Linked DNA regions of Homo sapiens: region 2 is linked to region 1. A link is an interaction called in ENCODE POLR2A ChIA-PET data of the cell type or tissue named here. Cell type or tissue: OCI-LY7. All regions are shown on one strand. Each heading gives the region's core, and the rest is flanking DNA. Links, peaks and the distances in the headings are about the cores only.

The links. ChIA-PET counts read pairs that join two places held together with the same protein. Peaks named below come from ENCODE experiments on the same cell type or tissue, not always from the same donor. Only the 100,000 strongest peaks of a DNase experiment are listed, where the experiment ranks them.
Region 2: POLR2A ChIA-PET joins it to region 1 with 9 read pairs; 14 of 35 experiments call an interaction of 5 or more read pairs at or near these places.

What each region holds. Positions count from the first base shown.
Region 1 is chr6:42,026,737-42,032,155 of GRCh38, forward strand. It overlaps a transcript of CCND3 not described here. Among named protein-coding and RNA genes, the nearest start is that of TAF8, 21 kb to the right of the region's middle. RefSeq lists enhancers at 1,469-1,528, 1,769-1,828, 1,815-2,109, 1,855-2,149, 1,889-1,938 and 2 more. In OCI-LY7, for the core only: no CTCF peak of the experiment used is centred there; DNase peaks (open chromatin) are centred at 4,418 and 4,665; H3K4me3 peaks cover 634 bases; H3K27ac peaks cover 5,000 bases.
Region 2 is chr6:41,922,033-41,927,451 of GRCh38, forward strand. BYSL (bystin like) reads left to right here. Exons shown (of 7, transcript NM_004053.4): 2 at 5,342-5,419. Among named protein-coding and RNA genes, the nearest start is that of BYSL, 3.2 kb to the left of the region's middle. RefSeq lists an enhancer at 3,228-3,728. In OCI-LY7, for the core only: no CTCF peak of the experiment used is centred there; no DNase peak of the experiment used is centred there; H3K4me3 peaks cover 1,923 bases; H3K27ac peaks cover 802 bases.

The DNA of each region.
Region 1 (5,419 bases), core at 278-5,277:
ATGTCATCTGGCAACTTTGAGGTCATGCTCTGAAAAGGAAGGGCAGTGCCTTTTCTTTCTCGTCACTTTCCTCCCTCCCCACTGGCTGGCTGACGGACCCAGCAGCCATGGTGGGATGCCATCTCCCACACGCAAGGGCACAGGAGGGGCTTGGGCCCTCAACACCACCAAGGGGTCAGATCACCCACCCGGATCTGTATGGGAGAAATTTCCATTTTGCTAAGCCACTCTTGTTGGAGTCTGTGTTACAGCAGCCTAACCTCCCCTAGTTCCTATCCCAGCCCATTCTTTGGTGCCAAGATGCTGATGGGTAAAGGCGTGAAAAAGGGGCCTTGTCCTCATCCATGTCTCCAGCCCTTCACCTCCATCAGGTCAGCTTCCCAAGTGTCTGAGTGCCTTCCAGGTGGTTAAGACACCACTAGGCCGGGCGCGGTGGCTCATGCCTGTAATCCCAGCACTTTGGGAGGCCGAGACGGGCAGATCACGAGGTCAGGGGATCGAGACCATCCTGGCTAACACGGTGAAACCCCATCTCTACTAAAAATACAAAAAAATTAGGCAGGCTTGGTGGCAGGCGCCTATAGTCCCAGCTACTCGGTAGGCTGAGGCAGGAGAATGGCGTGAACGCGGGAGGCAGAGCTTGCAGCGAGCCGAGATCGCGCCACTGCACTCCAGCCTGAGTGAGAGAGCGAGGCTCCATCTCAAAAAAAAAAAAAAAAAAGACACCCGACTCCACCCCCACCTAATGCCAAATGAGGTTGGAGGTGAATGTCTCTCTCACCATACCCAATTTATTCCTCCCTCGAACTGACCATTTCTCAATTGCGTATCTCCTTCCCTGCTCAGGAAACCACTGTACTCAGGCCAACCCAACCCATGGGGAAGGTGGTAAGGAGGGCAGAAAGTGTGTGGGCTTAACACCAGAGCCCAAATCTCCTCCTCACTGCTCACCAGCTGTGTAACCCTGGACAGATCTCTTAGCCTCTCTAAGCCTCAGTTTTTTTTGTTTGTTTGTTTGTTTGTTTTTGAGACAAGAGTTTTGCTCTTGTTGTCCAGGCTGGAGGGCAATGGCTCAATCTCAGCTCACGGCAACCTCCGCCTCCTGGGTTCAAGCAATTCTCCTGCCTCAGCCTCCCAAGTAGCTGGGATTACAGGCTCCTGCCACCACACCCGGCTAATTTTGTACTTTTAGTAGAGACGGGGTTTTTCCACGTTGGTCAGGCTGGTCTCAAACTCCCGACCTCAGGTGATCCGCCCACCTTGGCCTCCCAAAGTGCTGGGATTACAGGCGTGAGACACCACGCCCGGCCGCCCGTTATGAAATGGGGGTAAAAATTGCTTACAGGTTTGTGGAGAGAAGATTACAAACTTGTAAAGTCCCTAGCACTGTGCCTAGCATGTGGTAGGTGCTCACTAAATCGTGGCTGCTCTTACTATGATGCTAAGCATGGGAATACGGAGGACACAGCTGGAGAGGAGACCTGATGACCTCCCTGGTGGAGGGTGGCCAGGGAAGGAGTGGAAGAGAGAGCTGGGGAGAGGAAACTGTGGCCATAAAGAGGAAGAGAGAGGCAGAGCTGGAGGTGACATCAGGGGAGAGAGAGGAGTGGGTTCGGCGATGGCCATGCTGGGCGAGGTGTGGAGAGCACAGCTGTGCTATCTATCAGCTGCCTCCAGCTCAGACAATTCCTGTGCCCATCTCATTTTTGTCTGCCCATCGCCTCTGCCGGGTTGGACACCCTTACCACCACGGTCACCGTTGCCACACTGTCGGCTGCTATTTCTTGCCTCATCTTCCTTCCTGCTCATGATATGGCAGAAGGTGGCAAGGGAAGCAGCTGCCCTCCGCCAGCAGCCTCCCTGCCACTGAAGGCTGAAGCTGTCCACAGGCATGGGTAAAGAGCTCAGGCTCCAAAGACAGATGAGCTGGGTTCCGTTCCCAGCTCTAGCACTTAGGAGCGGGATGACCTCAGCAAGGGAGATGACTCAGCTAAAGCTTCAGTTTCCTTATCTGCACAGTAGGGATAACAGGGCTGTTGAGAAGAAGGAATGAGATTATGCGTGGTAAGCACCCAGCCCAGCACAATGTCTGGCACACAGCAAGTGTTCAATACACGTTCGTGTTCGCTATTTTCAAGGCCAAATAGGTTTGTGACCTGTGCAGCCACACAGGGTCCCATGCTCAGGACGGGTCCCAAACTTGGTTAATGCTCTGTCACCACCACCTTGAAACGGTTTTTTTTTTTTTTTCCTAAGAGACAGGGTCTCACTCTGTTGCCAAGACTGTAGGATTGCAGTGGCATGATCATAGCTCACTGCAGCCTCGAACTCCTGAGTTCAAGTGATTGTCTCACCTCAGCCTGCTGAGTAGCTAGGAATACAAGCAGGCACCACCAGCTATTTTATTTTTTAATTTTTTTTTTTTTTATTATTTTTTAGAGACAGGGTCTCACTATGTTGCCCAGGCTGGTCTCGAGTTCCTGGCCTGAAGAGATCCTCCCGCCTTTGCCTCCTAAAGTGTTGGGATTACAGGCATGAGCCACTGCACGCAGCCTTGAAATTCTTAATAGTTTTTGAACAAGGGCTCTGCAAACTATGTAGCTAGTCCTGGCTATTATTAACATATATTTATTGAGTCTGCTGGCTGGCAGTGGCTATAGAAGGGGACACCTGTCCAGTAGTTTGTTAAAGATGTGGGACATTAGACGGCCTTGGGAGCCTCAAAGGAGGGATTTAAATACAGTGATGTGGCACCATGCCAGGTTGCCAGCAATTAGAGACTAAGAGGGCAGTGAGACCCCCACACATACTCTCACTGGGGCCGGGCACAGTGGTTCATGCCTGTAATCCCAGCACTTTGGGAGGCCGAGATGAGCAGATCACCTGAGGTCAGGAGTTTGAGACCAGCCTGACCAACTTGGTGAAACCCCATCTGTACTGAAAATACAAAATTAGCCAGGCATGATGGTGCATGCCTGTAATCCCAGCTACTTGGGAGGCTGAGGCAAGAGAATCACTTGAACCTCGGAGGTGGAGGTTGCAGTGAGTCAAGATCACAACATTGCACTCCAGCCTGGGCGACAAGAGTGAAACTCTGTCTCAAAAAAAAAAAAAAAAAAATTCCTCTCACTGGGCACTGGGGATGGATGGGGGTGCCCTCCCTGCAGACAGCCAGGACAATGGGCAGCCTCTGGAATGCACCATGCCTCCCTATTTCAACCATTCTCCCACCAAGGGCAAAGATGTCCAATGTACCTGAGGCAAACACTCACCCATCTGCCCTGTGGGTCCAATCCTCTGTGCAACCAGGACAGAGGCCATGCACAGCTCAGGAATACAGGTGTGTCCACGGAGGCCTACATCTTCAGGATATGGAGGGACACGTGGTAAACCAGTGCTGCCCCAAAGCCCCTAGGTGCCCATGTCCATCTGGGTCTTGCCGCTCAGGTTGGAGCTGGTATGGGGGTAGCACAGAAGAAGGGGTGCTCATTATACTTGTGGTGGCCTGAGGGATTGGTCCAGCTCCAGGAGACAGAAATATCTGCTCCTTCTCTTAAATTTTAAATCCCAGGGTAGTATGTCTAGAAAGTAATATGGGGTGTTTGGGGCAGTGACTTGAACCCTCAGGAAATATGGAGCCTTCTGGTTGTTCTGTGGAGCTGGGGATACCCCTAGATACTATGATGAGGCTATGATGAGGCATGACCTCCCAGAGCTGTGCAGAGACCACCTCAGGAGGCACATCTGGTACCTGCTGTCTGTCTCCCCTACTGGACTGTGGGCTCCTGGAGGGCAAGGCCCACCCACAGTGAGGCTGACCAGATGTGCACAGACCCGGCCTCCAGGACCACTCCACTGTCTCCTCTCCATGCCCCAGGTCCTGCCTCGCCTTCCCCAGACTCACCACCACAGCCTGGCCCTCTTGTGTTCCCAGGCCTTCCTGGAGCGGCCCAGGGGAGAGTCTGAGGGTGGCCCAGCCCGGCAGGTGGAGTCCAGCCTGGAAGAGGCCCCTTTCCATCTGCCTCCGGCCACCTGTCCTGAGTACTCACTCCTTCCAGACAGCTGGAGAGCGGCCCCAGAGCCTCTGGCTCAGGGGACTGGGGGAAGGAAGGCAGCTCTAAGGGAGCTGAGCCAAGGCTGGAGGGGAGGCCCCTGGAGCGGGTGGGAACACTGAGTGTGCGTGGATGGGGGTGGGGTGCAGGAAGGCACTTGGGAGAAGTGGGAATTGGGGGTGGGGTCAAAGAGTGGAATGTGGAGCTCATTCTCCTGGGGGCACAGCTGTTTATTCTGATCTCCCTCTTCAGCTGCTGCATGTTCCTTATCTTGGGGCTCAATCCAGACTCCACCTCCTCCTCTGTTGCTGAGCTGGGGAGGCAGACTCTATGGGAGACTTCCTGCTCTGGCCACCTTAGTTCCCCGCTACATCCTGCTAAAAGGGACAAGGGGGAAAAGCAGGCCTCAAAAAGAAATGTGTGCTCCACTTCAGACCCACTCTGTGCCCATCCGTAGGTTATTGGGGCTTGAAGCTGAGTCATCTGCCCCTCACCTGACTTCACCCACCCCTAACTGCCATGACAACGGGAGCCGGTCACCCCAGAGTCACCTGGATACTTCACAACTTTACTGGTGGCCCAGGACTTGCAGGGCTGGAAGATAGTGCAGGCTTATTGGAAACGTGGGGCAGAGGCGGCTGTGACCTCACAGGGTACTTCTCTGGGCCTTCACACTGTACTCCTTCCTGCCAACTTTACTCTCGGCACCTACTGTCCCCTGTGAGATGCTATTAAAGTAAGAAGACTAATTTTCCAAATACTTATGGAAACACAACTCATGACATGTTTTTGATTTTTCATGAACATTTCAAAAAGTGAAAAAAGCACTAGAAAAACAAAACCCTTTTAGTTCTGCTCCCCCAAGAAATAACCACTGTTAACACTGTGGTATATTTCCTTCAAGTCTTTGTGTGTGTGTGTCTAAAATACAGAGTTGTAAATATATGTACAATTTTGCATCCTGATTTTTCTCTTAACGTTACCATATAATTTTCATGTTACCACATATATTTTGCAACTGACTCTTTTTTTTTTTTTTTTTTTGAGACAGAGTGCAACGGCGCGATCTCAGCTCACTGCAACCTCCGCCTCCTGGGTTCAAGCGATTCTCCTGCCCCAGCCTCCCAAGTAGCTAGGATTACAGGCACGCATCATCACACCGGTCTAATTTTTTGTATTTTTAATAGAGACGGGGTTTCACCATGTTGGTCAGGCTGGTCTCAAACTCCTGACCTCAGGTGATCCACCTGCCTTGGCCTCCCAAAGTGCTGGGATTACAGGCGTGAGTCGCTGCACCTGGCCGACTCTTTTTTAAGAGACGAGGTCTTGCCCTGTCACACAGGCTGCAATGCAGTGGTGCCATCACA
Region 2 (5,419 bases), core at 73-5,072, 100 kb before region 1:
GCCAACAGTAATCGATCGCGCCACTAAGTGCTCCTAGCATGTATCCATTGGTTTTGTAAATATTTATGGGATACCCACTACGAGCTTTGCGCTATGCTCGGAATTCTATCGAATGTTTGGGTACAGAAGTAAACAACACAGGCACGTCTAACTTAAGGACCTTACAGTCAAGCCCAGCAGAGAGGCAATTAAGTAGACTCTTAGAATAATATATTTCCATGATAAAGTATCGTTTCCCTGGTAACAATAGCATTGGTCTTGAGAAGCTTCTCCGATTGCAGCAGGACCTTTAAGCTGAGAACTGAAAAACGAATGGGAAGTGTTATGAGCAGAAAACACATTGTTTAGCAGCCAAAGAGCGAGAGAGATGAATTGAAAGACGTCTGATGTTTTCTCACTAGGGAGGGAGTGTTGACCTCTGAGGTGCTTCATCCGTTTCTCAGATCTCATCTAAAGCAATATTTGACACAATTGAATAGTGGCCTTCTGGCCACAGTATCCTTACTTGGGTTCTAAGACATCAACACTCCTGTTTTACTGCCACCTCACTTCTCAGTATCCTTGGCTGACTCTTATTGCAACCTCTTCTCCTCAGTCCTCTGACCTCTTCAAATATTCTCTGGTGCTGGCAAGTTTCATGGTTTAAATACCATCCTTGAGTGACTACTCCTAACTTTATAGTCTAGCCCTGATCTCTTCCATGAAATCCAGATTCTTATATTCAACTGCCTATTTGGCATCTCCAATTTGAAATCTAACAGACAGCTCAAATTTAACATGTACAAAACAGAAATCCTGACCTTCCCTCCAAACCTGCTTCTCTCACCATTGCCTTCCCTGTCTCAGTTAGTAGCATATTCTTTCATTTGCTCGAGATAAACTTTAGACTCCTCTCTCTCCCTGCCCCCACCATCTCCTCTCTCTGTCTCTCCCTCCCCACATCTGATCTGTAAGGAAATTCTGATGACTTTGCCTTCAAAGTGTATCCAAAATGAGACCACTTTTCACCGCTTTGGAACACCATCCTGTCGTAGCCACCACAGTCTCTCACCTGGATTATCACAGTAGCCTCCTCGTTAGTATCTCATATTCTCCGTTTTTTCTTTTTTTCTTTTTTTTTTGAGACAGAGTCTCTCTCTCTCTCTGTCACCCAGGATAGAGTGCGGTGGCACAATCATAGCTAACTGCAGCCTCAATCTCCTGGGCTCCAGTCGTCTTTCCACCTCAGCCTCCCACGTAGCTGGGACCACAGGTGTGTGCCACCATGTCCAACTAATTCTTTTTTTTTTTTTTTGAGCCTGTCGCCCAGGCTGTAGTGCAGTGGCGCAATCTTGGCTCACTGCAACCTCTGCCACCTAGGTCCAAGCAATTCTTCTGCCTCAGCCTTCTGAGTAGCTGAGATTACAGGCGTGAGCCATCACATCCAGTTAATTTTTGTATTTTCAGTAGAGATGGGGTTTCACCATGTTGGCCAGACTGGTCTTGAACTCCTGACTTCAGGTCATCGTCCACCTCTGCCTCCCAAAATGCTGGGATTACAGGCGTGAGCCACCGCACCTGGCCGCTAATTATTTAATTATTTGTAGAGATGAGGTCTCACAGTGGTGCCCAGTTTGGTCTCAAACTCCTGGGCTCAAACGACCCTCCCTGCCTTGGCCTCCCAAAGTGCTGGGATTACAGGTGTGAGCTACTGCACCCTGCCGTGTCTCATACTCTCTACAAAGTACTCACAGGTGGGGGATTACAATGGTCTACAATGCACTATATGATCTGCCTCCTTTGCCAGTCTGACCTCTTCTACTGCTTTCCTCTTTGCCCATTCCACTCCACCTATTTAGGCTTCATTGTGCCTTAAACGTGGGAAATTAGGGGGTTTGGCCTGGTTGTTCCTTCTCTCTGGGATAGTTTGTTCTCATACACTTGTAGGGTTACTTTCTCAGAGAGGCCTATCCACTCCATTTAAGATTGCAGCACTCTACTCCATCTCCATACTCCCAGCATTTCTGCCCTATCTTTTTTTCATAGTACTTATCTTTTTTTTTTTTTTGAGACAGAGTCTCGCTCCGTCACCCAGGCTGAGTGCAATACCACGATCTCGGCTCACTGCAACCTCCACCTCCCGGGTTCAAGCGATTCTCCTGCCTCAGCCTCCCAAGTAGCTGGGATTACAGGCGCCCGCCACCACACCCAGCTAATTTTTTTTTTTTTTGTATTTTTAGTAGAGTTGGGGATTTCGCTATGTTGGCCAGCCTGGTCTCAAACTCCTGACCTCAGGTGATCCACCCGCCTCGGCCTCCCGAAGTGCTGGGATTACAGGCATGAGCCACTGCACCCAGCCCATAGTACTTATCTTTTAACCCAATATATTTATATGTTTATTTATGTCTGTCTCTTCCATTTAGACAGGATTGGGTGCGTTCAGGGTGGTATGGTCGTAGACTATCTCCTCCAATTAGAATGTAAGCTGTATAGAACAAAGTCTTTTGGTTTCGGTTGTTCGTGGATATATTGCCAGCACCCCGAACAGTGCCTCACATATAGTAGGTGCTTGGTGTTTGCTGAATGACTGGGTTAATCGGTAATGAATGATGGTCAGGTAGGTGGGAGCCAAGCCTACAAAAGATTTTAAAACCATCCTAACAGCAGTGGGAAGAATGGGAAGCTACTGGAGAATTTTAAGGACAGGGCTGATCAAATCAAATATGTGTTTCTGGAAGGTGACCGTCTGCAGAGTGGAAAATGAGTTGGAGGGAAGCAAGGTCAGAAACATAGAGACCAGTGGGCGACTGTTGAATAAATCCAGGCAAGAGATGATGCTGATCTAGGCTTAGATGGGGCTGTGAAGCATGTGAGAGACAGTCTATGAGGTAAAATTGAATATGATTTAGTAATTGATTGGGTGTTGAGGGTGAGGGCAGGGGATGAGGCAAGAGTACCTCCCAGGCTTAGCATTGGGTGGACGATGGTGCCGTTTACTGAGCTGTGGATGGTTAGCAGTGTAGACCTAGGAGGGAAAGAAAATTAGTTTAGTTGATAACGGGTGAGATTTGAGGTGCCTGTGAGTCATCCAAGAGCAGCTTACAGGAGACACCTGGAGTTAGGGTCTGGCACTAAGGAGAACCACCTACAAAGTACAAATTTGGGGGACCGTTGGAACGTGGAGACAAAATGTCTGTTCCCCCTTATTTAGTGTTTATCACACACTGCCTTTGTTGTTAATGACCTATTGATACGTAGCATTATAGCTCCCCACTTGGATTATTAGACCCCTTTCCAGATGCCCAGACATGTAGCCTTCCAAAAACAGAAGTTATTTAAATGGACTAACTTCATTTTTTTTTTTTTTTTTAAGACGGAGTCTCGCTCTGTCGCCCAGGCTGGAGTGCAGTGGCACGATCTTGGCTCACTGCAAGCTCCGCCTCCCGGGTTCACACCATTCTCCTGCCTCAGCCTCCCGAGTAGCTGGGACTACAGGCGCCCGCCACCACACCCGGCTAATTTTTTGTATTTTTAGTAGAGACGGGGTTTCACCGTGTTAGCCAGGATGGTCTCGGTCTCCTGACCTCGTGATCCGCCCGCCTTGGCCTCTCTAAGTGCTGGGATTACAGGCGTGAGCCACCGCGCCCGGCCTATTTATTTTTATTTATTTATTTATTTATTTTTTTGAGACAGAGTTTTGCTGTTGTTGCCCAGGCTGGAGTGCAGTGGCGCGATCTCGGCTCACCTCACCTCAACCTCCACCTCCCGGGTTCAAGCGATTCTCATGCCTCAGCCTTCCCAAGTAGCTGGGATTATAGGCATGCGCCACCAAGCCCGGCTAATTTTGTATTTTTAGTAGAGACGGGGCTTCTCCCTGTTAGTCAGGCTGGTCTCGAACTCCCAATCTCATGATCCACCCGCCTTGGTCTCCCAAAATGGTGGGATTACAGGCGTGAGCCACCACGCCCAGCCAACTTCATGTATTTAAATGGACTGGTGGATTGAAATCTGAACTCTACTGCCTGAATTTAAAGGCCCTCCAGTCTGGCTTCACCTTTCCCACGTACCTAGCATTATTTCTTGCTATTGCCTAGGAGACTCTTATATCCAAGCCTTATTTTCTCTGCGTCTGGAACACACTCCTTCTGCTCCCAAACTGCCCATCCAGCTCCTAACTGTCCTCACCACTCATCCTTTAAGTGCATATGTTGTCTCTACTACTCATTGTGGCATATAATCAAACCCGAATATGTGTAGAATAGTGGTGAAGAATGCAGTCTAGACCCAGACTACCTGTCTTGGGCAAATTACCCAACTTCTCAGTGCTTCAATGTCCTCATTTGAAACTGGGTATAGTAATAGTATCCACTTCTTGGGTTTATTCTTATTTATTTATTTATTTGCCATTGTTCCATAAGAAGGTTTATTTTATTTTTTTTAATTTTATATATATTTTTTGAGACGGAGTCTCGCTTTGTCACCAGGCTGGAGTGCAGTGGCGTGACCTTGGCTCACTGCAACCTCCACCTCCTGGGTTCAAGTGATTCTCCTGCCTCAGCCTTCCAAATAGCTGGGACTACAGGCGCCCACCACCACGCCCAGCTAATTTTTGTATTTTTAGTAGAGATGGGGTTTCACCATGTTGACCAGGGTGGTTTCGATCTCTTGACCTCGTGATCTGCCCGCCTCGGCCTCCCAAAGTGCTGGGATTACAGGCGTGAGCCACCGTGCCCGGCCACTTCTTGGGTTTATAAGGATTAAACAGTTAACATGGGTATAGTGTTTAGAAGTTCCTTCTACAGGCCGGGAACAGTGGCTCACGCCCTGTAATCCCAGCATTTTGGGAGGCCAAGGCGGGCGGATCACGAGGTCAAGAGATCGAGACCATTCTGGTCAACATGGTGAAACCCCAACTCTACTAAAAATACAAAAAATTAGCCGGGCTGGTGGCTTATGCCTGTAGTCCCAGCTGCTTGGGAGGCTGAGGCAGGAGAATGGCATGAACCCGGGAGGCGGAGCTTGCAGTGAGCTGAGATCCAGCCACTGCACTCCAGTGTGGGTGACAGAGCAAGACTCCATTTCAAAAAAAAAAAAAAAAGTTCCTTCTACATAACTGAGTATGGTATGTTAACTATTATTTATGGCCATTGCTTTTCTTATTGTTTCCTGTATATACATTTTGTTTCTCAAGCATGATTGCAAGCCCCTGGGGACAGGGAGCTAATGCATTTGTTTCACTGCACATACCTGCGTCTATCACAACCACATGTGAGGCCTGTACTACATAATGGCTAAAGTTAAACTGACGAAATCCCTCAGCTACCTTTTGCTGTGCTCATCCATTTAGTCTCCCCTCTTCTAGGTCCAAGAATGCCTCAGGATGGATCAGATGACGAGGACGAGGAGTGGCCCACCCTGGAGAAGGCTGCCACAATGACAG